Linked DNA regions of Homo sapiens: region 2 is linked to region 1. Evidence: read pairs that join two places in POLR2A ChIA-PET (ENCODE). Cell type or tissue: PC-9. All regions are shown on one strand. Links, peaks and the distances in the headings refer to the core of each region. The heading gives the core; the rest is flanking DNA.

Region 1 (7,592 bases), core at 5,093-7,592:
CCTCCCTCCACTCACCCCCTGCCTCCGAATGGCATCTCTCAGCAGCTGGACCACATCCTGGCCTTCCACACCACTGCACCTAAAACCTTTGGTCCAGGAAATGAGGGTGCTCTGGAGGTAGAGAAGCTGGGTTACTCCTCTGACGGCCTTCATGGGGCTGCAGCCACCCTCTACCCAGCGTCCCATGTCCACTCCACCTCACCCTGTCCAAGCCCGTCTGGTGACAAGGGAAAGAGAAGCTGAAGCCAAGCTGCAGACCCTGTTTGTTCACAGGCTGCGCATCCAGGAACTCAGACAGGCAGTGGGCAGCAAAGTCAAAGAGCTGCAGGAGAAGTGGGGGGGCTCAGCCTTGCCCATCTGAGCCCTAGCCACCCAGCCAGGCCCCCAGACCCCAGAGGCTGGGCAGTGAGTGCTTACCTGCTGGCCAGCACCCAGCATCACCTCTTGGGGGATCACAAACTCCTGGCTTCTGGGCTCCACCCTATGCCCCTCAATGCCAGTTAGAGTCACCCACAAAACACGCAGTGAGGCCCCTGTGGCCCCCAGCTCCAGCACCACGAAGTCTCCTTGCTCTGGAGGGCAAGCAGGTCACAGAAAGCCATGCAGCTGGCAAGACCAGAGCCCTCTGCCCACTTCCCAAATTCCTAAGGCCTGCAAAGTCTGGTCAAGGGGCCATAGAGATGGGGGACAGGAATAAGGAACGTTTCCCTCCCCTAGATCAGTACCCTCTTCCAGGCCTGGCCACGCATCTCAATCTATGATACCCACCAGTGCCATGTGGGGTGGACCCCACGTATGTAGGCAGCATCCGGACCGCAGGGGCAGGGCTGGCCTGTCCCCTCAGCGCCTGCTCCATGGAACCCAAGAGGCTGGCTTGGATCTGCTGTAGCTGTGCCCTTGTCACCTTGAACTGCTGCAGGCACTCCTGCACCTGGGGAGAAACAGGCCAACATCTGGGAAGGAGCACCATTGGGCTGGCCAGACTCCCCACCTCCAAACAAGGCAGAGGCCTGCCCTGCCCAGCCCACTCCTCGGCTCTTCATACACCCTGACTCTCTTGCCAACAGCCTGCACCCAGCTCTGGCATCCTCAGAAGGCTCTGTCCTGGAAAGAGAACCCACCTTCTTCCTCCTCCTGCCCCATTACCTCACGGCTCCTTCTCAATTTCTTACATCCTCTACCCTACCCCTCCTCTTCTTTGAATTCAGGGTTTGGCAAGACCTTCTTCCTGCCATACCACTAATGATTGCTCTCTGGCTCCCCAGGACCCACAGCAAGAGTCTCTCAGTGAGTTGTTGTTGAACGAACAAGAGAATAAACAAATGCACGAACAAACTTCAAGTGTTTCCCTCTCCTAATCCACTCTCAGACTCTGAAGCCTGAAAAAGCCCAGCACGAGAGCATTTGGAGACCACACTGCAGAGGATGGTCCTTTTTTCAGTCAGTCATCCTTCCCAAAACATTGCTCCAGCCCTCACTATGCACCCAGCTGTATTCTAAGCACCGCACACACATAACCACCCAAGAAGCAACAAATGCTTTAGATTCCAGGGTGGGAGACAGAAATTAAGCACGTGAACATACAATTTGGTTCCAGTAGTGATGGTGGCTATTAAACGTAGGGGGGCAGGATAAGAAATTAGAGAGTGACCAGGGTAGAAAGAGGTATTTTTAGATATGAGTTCAAGAGGGTTTCCCTGAGGAGGTGATCTAAATGAAGGAAGGGAACAAGCCATTCGAAGATCCAGGGGAAGAGCAAGGGGATGGATTTGGAGAAGACTGATCCGGGAGTGGATCGGAGTCTGAAGGGGCAGGTGAGAAGGCAGGGAAGGCAGAAGCCAGGACACCCCAGGCTGTCACTCCACCAGAAGCCCAGTAGCTTAAGAGCCCCAGGGACCTCATCCCTGTGAGCAAATACCCTCCCCTAGATGACTCTCTCACCCATCCTTCAAAGAAGCCCCAACAGCCTCCCTGGATTCATTGAAGGGTCACAGCCTGGCAACTCCATCCTCCTCAGGCTCAGACTTTCCAAAGCCCCCACTTCCTGTCACACAGGAGTTCCATTTCAATGACCTATTGCCCCAAACTGGACACTTATCTTTGGAATAACAACTCAGGCACCTGGATAATAAGGCCGCTCCAGGGAGGAGAGGCTGGGAGGAGAAGCTGCCAGTTGAGGGAGATAAGGACAACTCAGTCCCACCTCTTGCTTTAGGAAGAGAATGGGAAACAGATCCCTAAGAAGGCGAATCATCCTAACTGGGGTGCCAGATGTCCACTTACACGTTTGCCTTACAGCACATGCTTCCAGCAGCCATGCCTGCTAGGGGTGCCCATGCCCACTCTATCTCACCCTGACCAGGCCTATCTGGTGACAAGGGAAAGAGAAGCTGAAGCCAAGCTGCAGACCCTGTTTGCTCACAGGCTGCACATCCAGGAACTCAGGCAGTGGGCAGCAAAGTCAAAGAGCTGCAGGACAGGCGGGGTCTCAGCCTTGCCCCTCTGAGCCCCAGCTGCCCAAGTGTTAGAAATATGGAAACGGAGACTCCGAGAGGGCAAGTCATCTGCAGGGCCAAGCAGCTGTGAAGGGGCAGGGGAGAATTTGAACCCATATCTACCTGAATGCAGAGATGTTTCTATGTCAATGTGAAGCTTTATAAAACCTAGAAAGTTCCCTTGAAAAGAACTCAAGGCTGATGAAAGTTGCTGGAAAGAAACCCCAGATGATCCGGCTTGAGAAAACTTACAGCTGAGTCCTCGCACTCCCTTTTTCTGGCTCTGCAGTCCTGGGAAAGTCACACCTCTCTCTGAGCCTCAGTCACCTCTTCGTGCAAAACTGAGAAAATAATAGTACTTGGAAGTCCCCCAATGCCAGGGACTATGTCTTGCTCAAGGCTACATCTGAGGGCCACGAGGAGCACCAGCTGGAAGCAGGATTTGTTGATTGGATGGTTGTGGTGGCATAAGAATTAAAGGCTGTAATGTATGTGGAAGTGCCAAGTGCCATTGGGATGGGAGGGGCGTTTTAGTATTGCTTCATGAAAACAGTAGAGTCACGGAGAAGTCAATGGCTTGGGCAAATTGTTTTTCTTCCTTTTCCTCTTGGGCATATTGAGATGTTCGGGAGGAGAGACTAGAAGACAGCAGAACTGCAAGAAAGACAGAAGGACTTCCCTGGCAGATCCTGGTGAGGCACACACAAGCCAGGAGAAGCTATCGGAGCCACCCCTGACACCCCAGGAAGAGCAGGGAGAGACCTCAGACAGAAGAGCAAGGAGAAAGGCATTAGAGAGCATGTGAAGTCCAATGTGGTTTCAACACTGGCTCTTGTCACCAACTTGCTGTGTTGCTGGCCTGGGCCCATCACCTCACCTCTCTGAGCAAGCAACCCCTCTATCTAGCAGGAACAATAGTACCTACTTCTCAGAGATGCCATGAGGACTGAGACGACAGCAAACCTGAAGTGGAGGAACAGTGTCACACATAGGAGATGCTCAGTGGAACACGGATTCCCTGTCCTCAGAGCACAAAGCACACCCAGCCTGGAGAGCCTGACTCCATACCCTCTCTGATGACAAAGAGAAGCCTGGTGGAAGGGGTGGGGAAGGGCCTCTGAGATGGTACTGGGAACTGGCCACACGTGGTTAACTAACTTTTTTCAACCTAAGGTCATGGCAAGGGGAGCACAGGGTAAGGCCTGTGGTGCTGAGTTGGGGGTCCAGGACCATGGGAAATTTGGTGTCCCTGTGAAGTCCCCCAAAGCCGAAAGGGATTCTTTCAACCGCAGGTGTATGTGATGGAGCCAGCAGGGCAGATGTGGGCCTGCACAGGAGTGTCATCAGGGAGGGGCAAGAAGCGAGGGAGGAGATGACAGCAGGCCCTAGAGCCAGTCCTGGCTGGGCAGGCACTGTGGCCCAGCCACCGCTGTCACTCCTGAGGCACGGCTGTGGGTCAGGCACAGAAGAACTGTCTGCAGCAGGGTCTGGGGTACAGGTTGGACAAGGGGGAAGTGGGAGCATGAAATGCAGCGAGGGGTAATGCCTCCACAATCTGGGCAACAAGCCTAGTCAAGTGGATGTCAGAATATGCCAGAAAACTAAAGAAACTGCAGAGAATGACTCAAGTACCCTTTAGTGGGCACCTCCTCTATGCAAGTCCTTTTTTTTTTTTTTTTTTTGACAGAGTCTCGCTCTGTCACCCAGGCTGGAGTGCAGTGGTACGATCTTGGCTCACTGCAAGCTCTGCCTCCCGGGTTCACACCATTCTCCTGCCTCGGCCTCCCGAGTGGCTGGGACTACAGGCGCCTGCCACCATGCCCAGCTAATTTTTTGTATTTTTTAGTACAGACAGGGTTTCACCGTGTTAGCCAGGATGGTCTTGATCTCCTGACCTTGTGGTCCGCTCACCTCGGCCTCCCAAAGTGCTGGGATTACAGGCCTGAGCCACTGCGCCCGGACTTTTTTTTTTTTTTTTTTTGAGATGGAGTTTTGCTCTTGTTGCCCAGGCTGGAGTGCACTGCCACAATTTTGGCTCACTGCAACCTCTGCCTCCCGGGTTCGAGCGATTCTCCTGCCTCAGCCTCCCAAGTAGCTGGGATTACAGGCATGTGCCACCATGCCGGCTAATTTTGTATTTTTAGTAGAGACGGGGTTTCACCATGTTGACCAGACTGGTCTTGAACTCTTGACCTCAGGTGATCCACCTGCCTCGGCCTCCCAAAGTGCTGGGATTACAGGCGTGAGCCACCGCGCCCGGCCATAGGCAAGTCCTTTATCTCCATTAGCCTTCAGGGGGTGGGGAGGATTAGACTTTATTTTCCTCCATTTTACTGATGAGGAAACAGAGACTAAGAGATATGAAATGGCTTACACAAGAGTTTCCTGCTCAAGGGTGTGGTATGAGACAGCTTCTAAATCTTGGTCAAGATGACAGAAAAAGAAGAAACTCACTTCTGAGCAAGCCTCAGGCATGAGTTTGGCACTAAAATCGTCTGTGTGCCTGATTGTAGCGGCTACATTGAGGGAGACATGCAGGAGGAACTGGAGAGGCGGGAAAGGAAAGGTCTCAAGAACACAACTTTTGACCAGATAACCCTGAGAAAGTCCACTCTAGACTGTGTCACCCACTTGGGGCGGGAGCGGCACCTGTGTGGCAAGGTGGCAAAAATGACATGTTTGGAGCTGAAACACCTCAGCTCAAGCTCCTGTCATGTCTTAAACTCAAGTCATAACACTTCTCTATATCCCTCTTCATCACCTGTAAGATGATCAGCCCAACCTTGCAGTTGTTTGGAGCATGAAAGGAGATCGTTACCAGCTCAGATATGAAAAGCTCAGTGGAAAGGGGCTGCATGGGTGAGAGCCCAGGGCCCCATGGCAGCTTCAGTCACGCTGCTCTTGAAGGCCTTAGACAAGCATGAAACAGGAACCCAGTGCTGAACTTACCAGCTCTGAGCTGTCTGAGGGCCCGGGCAAGCCCTCCTCAGAGCAACTCAGGGTTTCTTCCCCCTGCCGCAACCCTGAAGACCCAATGGAGTCCATGAGCTTCCACAGTGGAAGGTGGCCACCTATGGGAGAAAAGGGACAACCTGGGTCAACCATTTACTCTATAGGCCCTAGGAGTCTGTAACCCAGACCAACTTCCTTCCTTCTGAAGGGGACCAGGAAGGAAGCTGGGAGCAGAATTCAGAACCTCCAACCATCAAAGATCCTGTAGCAGTCAACCAGAAGGCCCTTGTTTTTCACAAGCATGTCTAATGAGAGAGCACTGGAAAGGCTGATTTCAGTCCAAATGCCATTCGTTAATTCTGTCATTCATTGACATTCACCAGTTCCTGATGCCTGCTATGCTGGACGTTGTGGTACAGATGAAGCAGACCTAGGCCCTGCCCTCAGGGACCTCACAGTCTCATCAACAATCACAGTATGATTAGCACAGGCAGTGAGCAAGATGGCCACATGTAATAGATGGACATGCTGCTGTGGTTGGGAGGTCAGGGACATGCTAGAGGCTTGGAACAAAGAGGGAACCAAAGACCTGCCAGAGAAGCAGGCAGGCTGGAAAAGGGACAGCCATTGTGCCAGGCTAAGGCACATGAATTTCATCCTGAAGGCAACAGGGGTCATGGACAGGGGTGGATCTGTGCTTCAGAAAGGGGTTCCACTAGTGACCTGACCTTGGACGTCATTTATGACTTCTTTGAATTTCAGCTTCCATCCATAAAACAGGAGGAAATAATATCTACCCTCACAAGGTTGTTGTGAGCACTAAATAGAATAACACCTGGGGAAATGCTTTATGAGATGTAGTGTGCAACATAAACATCAGGTGGGTTTTAACAGTGAAGTGATGCAGAGCAGAAAGAGCCCTGTACTCAGAGGTGGGAACCCTGCTCTCCACAAGGCAGCTGCACCCCATCTCAACCTCCAGGCTTTTCATCTGTGAAATGGGACCAACATGTATCAAAGGGTTGTGTGGGGCAAATGAGATCACGAGAGCAAAGGAACTTGCTCAGATGTGCATTCAGATTTATGTAGTTGAATCTGAACTGAAACTCTATGATTCTCCATTTCCTCTATAACATGAAAAGCTCAGTTCTTGTGAGGATTAAAGGAGTTAGTGGTCCTTTGCACACTGTAAGGAACTGTAGAAATGTCAGATACTTCGCTCATCCGAGCTGGAGGTGGTATTGCTGTTTCCATAGTCCCAAGGGAGCCCTCAGTGAGTCAGGTGCTCTTTAGGGGTGGGGGAAAAGGGAAACACAGCAGAGGGCCCAATATGGGAAGAGACATCTGTCCACTGAGTCACTTTACCTCCCTTCCTTGCAACAGCAGAACTTCTGGAAATATAGTACCTTCCCACCCCTACACTCCCCTCCTTGCCTACTCCCACTATGCTCACTAATTTGCCCTCCACGTGGTCACTGGTGACCTCCTAACTGCCCAATCCCAAGCCTTTTCCTCAGTCCCCACCTCTGCTGCCCTCTCTCAGGCATGCAAAGCCAGTAGTCATTCTCTTTGCTACAGAATTCCCCCTGTCCTTGGCTTTCACGGCCAGTCTCTCCTAGGTCTCCTTCCTGAGTCTCTCGTAGTCTTCATCAGTAATTTCTGTTCCTTCAGACAATGGGGTTCCCAAGTTTCGGTCATGCCCTCCCTCTACACTCCCTTTATCTCGCCCATTCCCAAGGTTTCATTAATAGCTGTGTCAGGGCTCCCAAATCTACCTTTGGCCTCAGCCAAATCCTAAATCCCAGTGGTCTGTTAGACATCACTATCTGGATGGTGGAGAAGCTCCTCAAATTCAACAAAGCCATACTCATTTTTCCATCACCTTACCCCCACAAAGCTCTTCTGTTCTCCACCTTGACTGGAGACATCGAAGTGTGCTCACTCACACGGCCGTTCGGGCTGCCTGCGCGCATCCCTCACCCTCACCTCCTCTATGCAATTGGATCTCAGGCTCTCTAAGAGCTCTCCTCTGCATCCCCTCCTCCCCATTCCCACACACTGCACCAGACCATCCTCCGGCCTGATTATTACAACAGCCTCCTAAACTGATAGCTCTGCTTCTAGTTTCTTCACCTCCTTACCCCA
Region 2 (9,338 bases), core at 5,077-7,576, 66 kb before region 1:
TGTGCCCCCTGCTCTGTGTACCCCCTACCTTGTGTACTCTCTGTCCCAGGCACTCTCACCACTCCGTATCCCCCACCCCATGCACCCCCAGTGCCTGCGCACTGCCCTCTCTTTGCCACTCACCCCCGCTCCCGTGCACACCAAGGCTGCGTCTCCCCACCCTGTGCACAGTGCTTGGTGGGTGTCAGGTACTGAGGCCATGGGCAGGGCCATCCCTCTCCTTCCCTCCCTCCCAGCTCTTGGAGTCTGCATTTGGGGCCTTAGATTTCGCCTGTTCAGTTTGAAGTGGTGGAGGATAGTCAGGTGGAAACATCTAAAAGATAATTGGAAACTGGGAGTGGCACTTTCAGATGCAATAAGGGTGGGAAGTGGAGTTGAGAGACCCTTTCATAAGGAGCTGATCACCGACATGCATGAGCTCGAATCCCATTCAAAGAGGATGATTAGGGAATGGCCATGGCTGGGGTGGAAAGGAGGATTCAGGGGACAATTTTGAGGAAGCCAAAAGGGGGCCCGGGAGAGAGCAGTAGGGGCCCAGGAGTGTGTGTAAGGTTTTGAGCAGGAGGGGAGGCAGCCTTGAGGAAGGCTTTGGCGAAGGACCCGCCGATGAGGCCTGGAGGACACGCTGGGAGGAGGCAGGGAGAGCGGCCGGAGGACGCTGTGCTCAGAAGCAGCAGGAGTGAACTGGGACAGTGTGAACAGTGTAGACAGACAGGACACAGAGGCCATTTGGAATCTGCAGAGCATGGAAGGATACCAGGTAGAAAAGGCACAGGATGCAGTGAAGGTTTCAGGGAGAAACTTGGGAAAGGGGGGCGAGGGCAGGACAAGCATACTTGCTGAGCACTGGCGATGTACTTGCACGAAAGCTCTCGATGGGTAGCTCAGAGGTGAGTGACGTGCCCACATCCCACAGCTACCATGGCAGAGCTAGGTGCCAGCCCCAGCTCCATGGCAGCAAAATGGGCAGAAGGTCCAGAGCCTCATAAAGCTTTTAAGAGAAGCAGAGGGGATGGGCTGAGGGACAAAGCTAGGTGACAATGGCACCTGAGCCATTAAATAAACATTTATTGAGCACCTGCTGGCGCCAGGCCCGGCGTCAGGTGCCACAGATGAGCATGAGGGCCGTGTGACCATGAGGGAGCTGGAAGCAGGGGCATGCTGGGTAGCCAGTGAGACAGGACAGTCCTGGAAGAGGTGACACTTGAACTGAGACCTGAATGACAGAAGGAGCAGGCTGCGGGTGCAGCAAAGGGCCTACTCTGGTCTGGTCACAGGGAATGTGGAGCTGGGTGAGGAGAGGTGTGATGACTTGTGTCTGTGTTCATTTATACATGCATAGAAGCCACCTCTGCTTCCAGAGACGCACAGCAGGAGGGGCTGAGGGCACATTTGCTAGGGTTAGCTGGTCGGAGGGGGCCTGGCTCCCAGACCTGCTCTGCTGCTACAGCACAAGCCCAGGCCAGATACACTCTTCTGCCCCATCTATGAAATGGGAAGAATGACTGGGCCTGGGCTATCATGGAGCGGATCCTGAGGCCTGGGACAGGGGCAAGGGTAGAAGCCATGGGAGGGCGCAGGGAGCAGGCCAGGCAGGCTACTTCCACCCTTCGCAGGCCTCAGCAACCCCAGGATCAAACAGTAACTGGTAAAATGAGCTTAGTCCAACCGATGAAGTTGGACTTTGATGCATATATATTTTTTCTTTCCATTTTTTTAATTCTTCTTTGCCATTTTTTAATCAAGGTGAAATTCACGTAACATAAAATTAACCGTTTTAAGTGCACAATTCATTGGCATTGAGTACATTCACAATGTTATGCGACCATCACTTCTATCTAGTTTCCAAACTTTTTTTTTTTTTTTTTTTTTTTTGAGACAGTCTTGCTCTGTTGCCCAGGCTGGAGTGCAGTGGCACGATCTCGGCTCTCTGCAAGCTCCATCTCCCGGGTTCACGCCATTCTCCTGCCTCAGCCTCCCGAGTAGCTGGGACTACAGGCGCCCGCCACCATGCCCAGCTATTTTTTGTATTTTTGGTAGAGACGGGATTTCACTGTGTTTGCCAGGATGGTCTCTATCTCCTGACCTCGTGATCTGCCCGTCTCGGCCTCCCAAAGTGCTGGGAATACAGGCGTGAGCCACCGCGCCCGGCCCAAACATTTTCATCAGAACAAAGGAGACCCCATTAAGCAGTCACTCCCCATTCTCCCCTTGCCCCAGCCCCTGGCAAACAGCAACTTGCTTTCTGTCTCTACGGACTTGTCTATTATGATATTTCATGTAAATGGAATCATGTAATTTGTGGTCCTCTGTGCCTGGCCTCTTTCGCTTAGCATAATGTGCTCCAGGTTCATCCGTGTTGTAGCATGAAAGCATGCATCACTGCTTCATTCCTTTTTTTTTTTTTTTTTTTTTGAGACAGAGCCTTACTCTGTCGCCCAGGCTGGAGTGCAGTGGCACAATATTGGCTCACTGCAACCTCCGCCTCCCAGGTTCAAGCGATTCTCCTGCCTCAGCCTCCCGAGTAGCTGGGATTACAGGCATGCACCACCACGCCCAGCCAATTTTTGTATTTTTAGTAGGGACGGGGTTTCACCATGTTGGCCAGGCTGATCTCAAACTCTTGACCTCAAATAATCCACCCACCTCGGCCTCCCAAAGTGCTGGGATTACAGGTGTGAGCCACCATGCCCAGCCTTCATTCCTTTTTGTGGTTAAATAATATTTCATTGTATGGATGGACCACATTTGGTTTATCCATTCACCCATTGGTAGACATTTGGGTCGTTTCTACCTTTTGGCGACTGAATAAGCTGTTTTGAACATTTGGGTACAAGTATCTGTTTAAAGACCTGTTTTCAGTTCTGTTGGGCATACACCTAGGAGTGGAATTGCTGGGTCATACGGTAACTATGTTGAACTTCCTGAGGAACTGCCAAACTATTTTCCTTAACAACTGCACCATTTTACATTCTCACTAGCAATAACGAGGGTTCCAGTTTCTCCATGTCCTGATTCTTATATTTGAAGTGTTAAATTCTTGCAAACATTTTTCTCATGTCTTGGTGCTCCTGCTTTGCTGGTGCCTGAATCTGTGCGTGGCCACCAGGTTAGCCTGGTGTAGGTCTCGTGGTTCAAGATTGGCAACAGAGGACCGGAGAGGAGACCAAGCAGCTGGGAGCCCCCAGAGGTGCAGCTAGCTGTAGGGTCAGAGCGGGTCTGGGCCTCTCTCAGCCCTCTCGGACCCTGTGGACCCTGTTTCCCTCTGCAAGCCCCCTTTTGTCCTCCTTCCCCCTCCTCCACACCCACCCCCAGCCAGGAGCTGCCCTCTCTGCCCCTCTGTGCTGCCGTTTTGTGTGTGTGTCTTGTCACCAGGATAAATGCGGCTACAAACAATGCGGCAGGCTGGGTGCTAATTTGTCAGACGCAGTGCGCGGCTGTGATTCCGAATACATTAACATTTTCACATGAAATCATTTCAATTTTTAGTGATTAAGAGGTATTTGTTTTAAAGCATCAGGGTGATTTGCTGCAGACCTGGGGGGCAGTGGGGGTGAGGGAGCCCCGAGTGTGATGTCACTCATGGCATCAGTGTGGGGAGTCACCACTCCACACCCACCTGTGCCCACCCTGCGCTTCCTGGGCATGGGGCTGGAGGTGGCAGGACCAGGGAGTAGGAATCAGGGGACCCAAGAGTCCCTTGAGGGCACGGAGGCCCAGAAGCCTCAGCCCCCCCATCTTCCCCTGGCTTCCCTGGGTTGTTTGGCCTCACTCAAATATCGCCTCCTCAGCGAGGTTCCCCCTGGGCCTCCAACCTCAAGTAGCAGCCTGTCACTCTCTGCTTTAGCTTCTTCATGGCGTTTATCCACATTGGAGATGACTTTCTTGACTTACTTACTTGTTTATGTTCTGTACCACCCCCAGTTAAAACACACGCTTCTTGAGGGCAGGGACTATGGCCTGCTCATGCTCACTGCTCGTTCATGGATGGATGGATGGGTGATTGGATGGCTGGGTGGATGGGTGGATGGGTGGATGGGTGGAGGTATGAAAGATGGATGGGGGCTGGGCGCGGTGGCTCATGCCTGTAATTCCAGCACTTTGGGAGGCCGAGGTGGGCGGACCACAAGGTCAAGAGTTCGAGACCAGCCTGACCAACATGGTAAAACCCCATCTCTACTAAAAATACAAAAATTAGACAGGTGTGGTGGTGCGCCTGTAATTCCAGCCACTCAGGAGGCTGAGGCAGGAGAATCAATTGAACTGAACCTGGGAGGCTGACATTGCAGTGAGCGGAGATCGCGCTGCTGCACTCCAGCCTGGGCAACAGAGCGAGACTCCATCTCAAAAAAAAAAAAAAAAAGAAAGAAAGATGGATGGATGGATGGATGGATGGATGGATGGATGGATGGATGGATGGTTGGATGGATGGGTGGATGTATGAAAGATGGATGGATGGATGGATGGGTGGATGGATGGGTGGCTGGATGGATGGATGGATAAAGTGGGTGGATGGGTGGATGGATGAATGGATGTATGAAATATGGATGGATGGATGGATGGATGGATGGATGGATGGATGGATAAAGTGGGTGGATGGGTGGATGGATGGGTGGATGTATGAAAGATGAATGGATGGATGGATGGATGGATGGATGGATAAAGTGGGTGGATGGTTGGGTGGGTGGGTGGATGGTTGGGTGGGTGGATGGATGGATAAAGTGGGTGGATGGGTGGATGGATGGGTGGTTGGATGGATGGGTGGACGTATGAAAGATGGATGGATGGATGGATGGATAAAGTAGGTGGATGGATGGGTGGGTGGATGGGTGGGAGGTGGATGGATGGGTAGATAGACAAGTAGATATATGGATGGATGGATCAATGGGAGGGAAGGTGGATGATTGTTCACGGGGCACAGAAGACTCCCTTGCCATATTGGGCATCCTATCATCCCTGAATCAGTCCCTCAAGTCCCCAGGCAGGCCACCTTGGGTGTGCCAGGCTTCTCTACACCTGGGAAGTACAAGTTCATTACCACGGGGCTGGTTCATTACCACAGGCCTCCAACCCTCTCACTTCCACATCACTGCTCCTTTTTTTTTTTGAGATGGAATCTTGTTCTGTCTCCCACACTGGAGTACAGTGGCGTGATCTCGGCTCACTGCAACCTCCACCTCTCTGGTTCAAGCAATTCTCCCACCTTGGCCTCCCGAGTAGCTGGGATTAAAGGGGTGTGCCACCATGCCCAGCTAATTTTTGTATTTTTAATAGAGATGGGGTTTTGCCATGTTGGACAGGCTAGTCACAAAACTTTTACTCTTTAAAGCCTGTCCCTGTCACCTTCCTCTCTGGGTGCCATGAGAACCGCTCTAAGGGGCTCCCTAGGCCTTCAGACAGACCACCTCCGCCAGGTCTCAGCTGTTGCCAGTCGTCTTGGCTGGGGACCCTCTACTCCCTTCCCAGGAGCTCCCAAGCAGGGTGGCCCTCTCCAGAGCAGCTCACAGTGCGCTAAAGCCTGGGCTGGAGGATGTGCCTCCATGGGGCATGGGTGCGGTGTGCGCCTGCTTGTATGCTGGCATGTGTGTGTGTGTTGTGCGTGTGTGTGCTGGTGTGTGTGTGCCAGTGCGTGTGTGTGCTGCTGTGTGCTGGCATGTGTGTGTGTGTGTTGTGCGTGTGTGTGTGCTGGTGTGTGTGTGCCGGCGTATGTGTGTGCTGCTGTGTGCTGGCATGTGTGTGTGTGGGTGTTGGTGTGTGTGCATGTGCATGTGTCCTGGTGTGTGTGTGTGTGTGTGCGCGTGCTGGTGTGTGCATGCTGGTGTGTGTGTGCGCTGGCGTGTGTGTGTGTGCGCTGGCGTGTGCATTTGTGTGTGTGTGCTGGTGTGTGTGGGAGTGTGTGCTGGCATGTGTGTGCACTGGCGCGTGTGTGTGCTGGCATGTATGTGTGGGTGTGCTGGTGTGTGTGCGCTGGCGTGTGTGTAGGTGTGTGTGTACTGGCGTGTGTGTGCTGGCATGTGTGTGTGCGTGTGTGTGCGCTGGCATGTATGTGCTGGCATGTGTGTGTGCTGGCGTGTGTGTGTGCGCTGGTGTGTGTGTGGGTGTATGTGCTGGCGTGTGTGTATGTGCCGGCGTGTGTGTGGGTGTGTGTGTGCTGGCCTGTGTGTATGTGCCGGCGTGTGTGTGTGCTGGTGTGTGTGTGTGTGAGATGGGAGGTGATCAGGCCTTTGCCCAGTTCCTGCAGCCTCGCTCTGTGGTGGCCACACAGAAGCCCGTTCCTCATCCTTCTGTTGCCCCACCCCCCACCTCCGTGCCTCGGGTCAAACCCCTCCCTCACCTACCCCAGTGAAAGGAAAATAACTAGAAGCTTTTATCGTTCTGCAGAAGCAACATCAGAAAACAATTATTGTTTTAATTACCTGCTGTCGCCATACAAGACAGGGAGGTTGTAAAGTGTGATAAAATCTTTCATGTTAATGGACTGCCAGCCCGGGCCAGGGCTCGATTTATGGGGCTGCAGCTGGTAACTCCAGGCAGCTGTATGGAACCCCCAGGGCCCCTCTCCCTGTCCCTGGGGCCAGGGCTCCAATGCCAGGGACCTGGCACCCCTTTTGTTCATCACATTTTACCCAACACAGCGGGGATACTGGCCTTCTCTGCGCAGGAATGCTCAAGGCCAGCACGCATCCAGGTGTGACCTGGGGGCTCCATTCCTTAGGAAGGCAAGCCTTGGGCTGGCCCCTCTTTCTGCCCCATGGAAGGGGCCTAGCCGTGGGCTGGGCTGGTTTTCCCTGACAGGCCCTCTCGCCACCACTCGGCTCTGCTGTGCACCACCTTGGACCCTCCTGCAGTGCCCAGAGCGGGGCTTCCCCATAAGCACAGTGACCTCACACCTGTCTCCTCGTCTCCTGCCCACCTCCACCTCCCAGAGCTGACCCCTGGCCGCTGCTTCCTGACTGAAGTCCTCATCTGTCTGCTCTCAACCCACCCATCCCCACTGCTGTACCCACCATCTTCCCAAAGCCCACTCAAGCTGGTCCCTCCTCAGGTACCAACCTTATTTTCTCCTAAGCACTTTCACTTTCACACACTTTCTCTCTCTCTTTTTTTTTTTTTTTTTTTTTTTTTTTTTGAGACAGAGTCTCACTCTGTTGCCCAGGCTGGAGTGCTGTGGTGCAATCTCGGCTCTCTGCAACCTCCACCTACCTGGCTCAAGTGATTCTCATGCCTCATCCTCCCGAGTAGCTGGGACTACAGGTGCCTGCAACCACGCCTGGCTAATTTTTGTATTTTTATTAGAGACGGGGTTTCACCATGTCGGCCAGGCTGGTCTCGAACTCCTGACTTCAGGTGATCCACCCAGCTCAGCCTCCCAAAGTGCTGGGATTGCAGGCGTGCGCCACCATGCCTGGCCTCACACTTTCTCACTGAAGCCTCAATGCAGAGTTTGGAGGAGGTGCCGTTATTATGCTCCCGTTTTAGAGATGCAGTAAATGAGCTGTGGAGAAGTCAGGTGTTTGGCTGGCAGTCTGATTTCACAGGGCTGGAGTGAGGACTTAATGGGGTGACAGTTGTGAAATGCTTAGGACAATGGCAGGAGCAAAGTCCACGCCTGATCCAAGCTAGCTCTCGTAGTAATTCTTTTTGCTTCTATTGCTGTTCACCCTGGAGCAAGTCACTTATCTGCTTGAATCATGCCTCACTTTCCACATCTGAAGGATGGGGACAGCAGTCACCTAGCCTCTAGGATGAGAGGATCAGAGAAGGCCCTGTGTGGTGTGTGGTGAGAACACAGGACCCCTCAGCTGCCGCTGCTGCTATGACCATGTAATGGTGGAGGAAGCTCAGGTTGGGAAGCTAAGTTGGGTCCACCTTATACAAGGCCCTTCATGGCACACCAAGGGGTGTTGAGCCATTCTAGGGATGGTAGGGAGCTGCTGAAGATTTTCAATCAGGAAAGCAGTGGACTCAGATCTGAGTTTTAGAAGGATGGCAGTGGCAAGCTGAAGCTGGTTGGGCAAGAGGGAGCCGTTGGTACTCGAGTGATCTCCAAATGAGGACTCCAGATGATCTCCAGATGAGTCCTCCAAATGAGGACTGACGAGGCCATGACAGGCAGAGGTGGAGGCAGGGACAGAACTGGATGGCCAGGGCTTGGTCAGCCCTTGGGCAGAGGAGGAACGAAAGGAGGCTCATGCCTTCTTAAATCCTCCATTCCCTCCCCAGTGCCACACACAGGACTGGCACGTGTGGTAGCCACTCTCAAACCCAGGATGCAGGTAGCTGGCCAAGGTCAGGAAACAGCAAGACCCTCTCAGGCCGAGGCCAAGTTGGAGTTGAGAGGAACCCAACTCAGAATCTTTTTTTCCTTCCAACTTTTACTTTAGGTTCAAGGTGGTGCGTGTGCAGGATTGTTACATGGGTGCATTGTGTGTGCTGGGGTTTGGCATACAAGTGATTTAGTCGCCTAGGTAGTGAGGACAGTGCCTGATGGGTAGTTTTTCCGTCCTCACCCTCCTCCCACCCTCCACCCTCAAGTAAGCCCTGTGTCTGTTGTTTCCCTCTGTGTGTCCATGTGTACTCAATATTTAGCTCCCACTTAAGTGAGAACATGGTTTTCTCTTCCGGCATTAATTCACTTAGGATAATGGCCTCCGGCTGCATCCATGTGGAGCAAAGGACATGATTTCATTCTTTTTTATGGCTGTTTAGTATTCCATGGTATATATGTACCACATGTTCTTTATCCAGTCCACGCCAGCCCACAATCTTTAGGCCATGGCCTGGGACTCAGGTGGGGCCTCCCTAGGCACCTGCAGGACCCCAGCTTCCTCTCCCTGACAGGTTCAAGCATAGCCCATGAGTCTCTGCCCTTTGTGGCTGCACTCATTAGCTCAGTCACACAGCCTCTTTTTTTATCTTTTTTCTTTCTTTTTTTTTTTTTTGAGACGGAGTCTTGCTCTGTCGCCAGGCTGGAGTGCAGTGGTGCGGTCTCCGCTCACTGCAAGCTCCACCTCCTGGGTTCGCGCCATTTTCCTGCCTCAGCCTCCCGAGTAGCTGGGACTACAGGCGCCCACCACTACGCCCAGCTCATTTTTGTATTAGTAGAGACGGGGTTTCACCATGTTAGCCAGGATGATCTCAAACTCCTGACTTCATGATCTGCCCGCCTCGGCCTCCCAAAGTGCTGGGATTACAGGTGTGAGCCACCGCACCCGGCCCAGTCACACAGCCTCTTATTCTCTCATTCATCAACTTAGGTCTTCAGTAAATGTTTGTGGAGTGCCGCATCTGTGCTGGGCTCTAAGCTGGCACTGGGGAGGTGGAGCACCGCGGAGCTG

What was found. Peaks named below come from ENCODE experiments on the same cell type or tissue, not always from the same donor. Only the 100,000 strongest peaks of a DNase experiment are listed, where the experiment ranks them.
Region 2: POLR2A ChIA-PET joins it to region 1 with 17 read pairs; 3 of 35 experiments call an interaction of 5 or more read pairs at or near these places.

Annotation. Positions count from the first base shown.
Region 1 is chr5:176,890,620-176,898,211 of GRCh38, forward strand. HK3 (hexokinase 3) reads right to left here. Exons shown (of 19, transcript NM_002115.3): 2 at 5,445-5,566; 3 at 769-931; 4 at 418-572; 5 at 203-322; 6 at 16-111. The coding sequence starts at 5,540. Among named protein-coding and RNA genes, the nearest start is that of HK3, 4.9 kb to the right of the region's middle. In PC-9, for the core only: no CTCF peak of the experiment used is centred there; no DNase peak of the experiment used is centred there.
Region 2 is chr5:176,824,786-176,834,123 of GRCh38, forward strand. All of the region lies in intron 1 of UNC5A (unc-5 netrin receptor A), which reads left to right. Among named protein-coding and RNA genes, the nearest start is that of UNC5A, 19 kb to the left of the region's middle. RefSeq lists an enhancer at 5,417-6,373. In PC-9, for the core only: no CTCF peak of the experiment used is centred there; no DNase peak of the experiment used is centred there.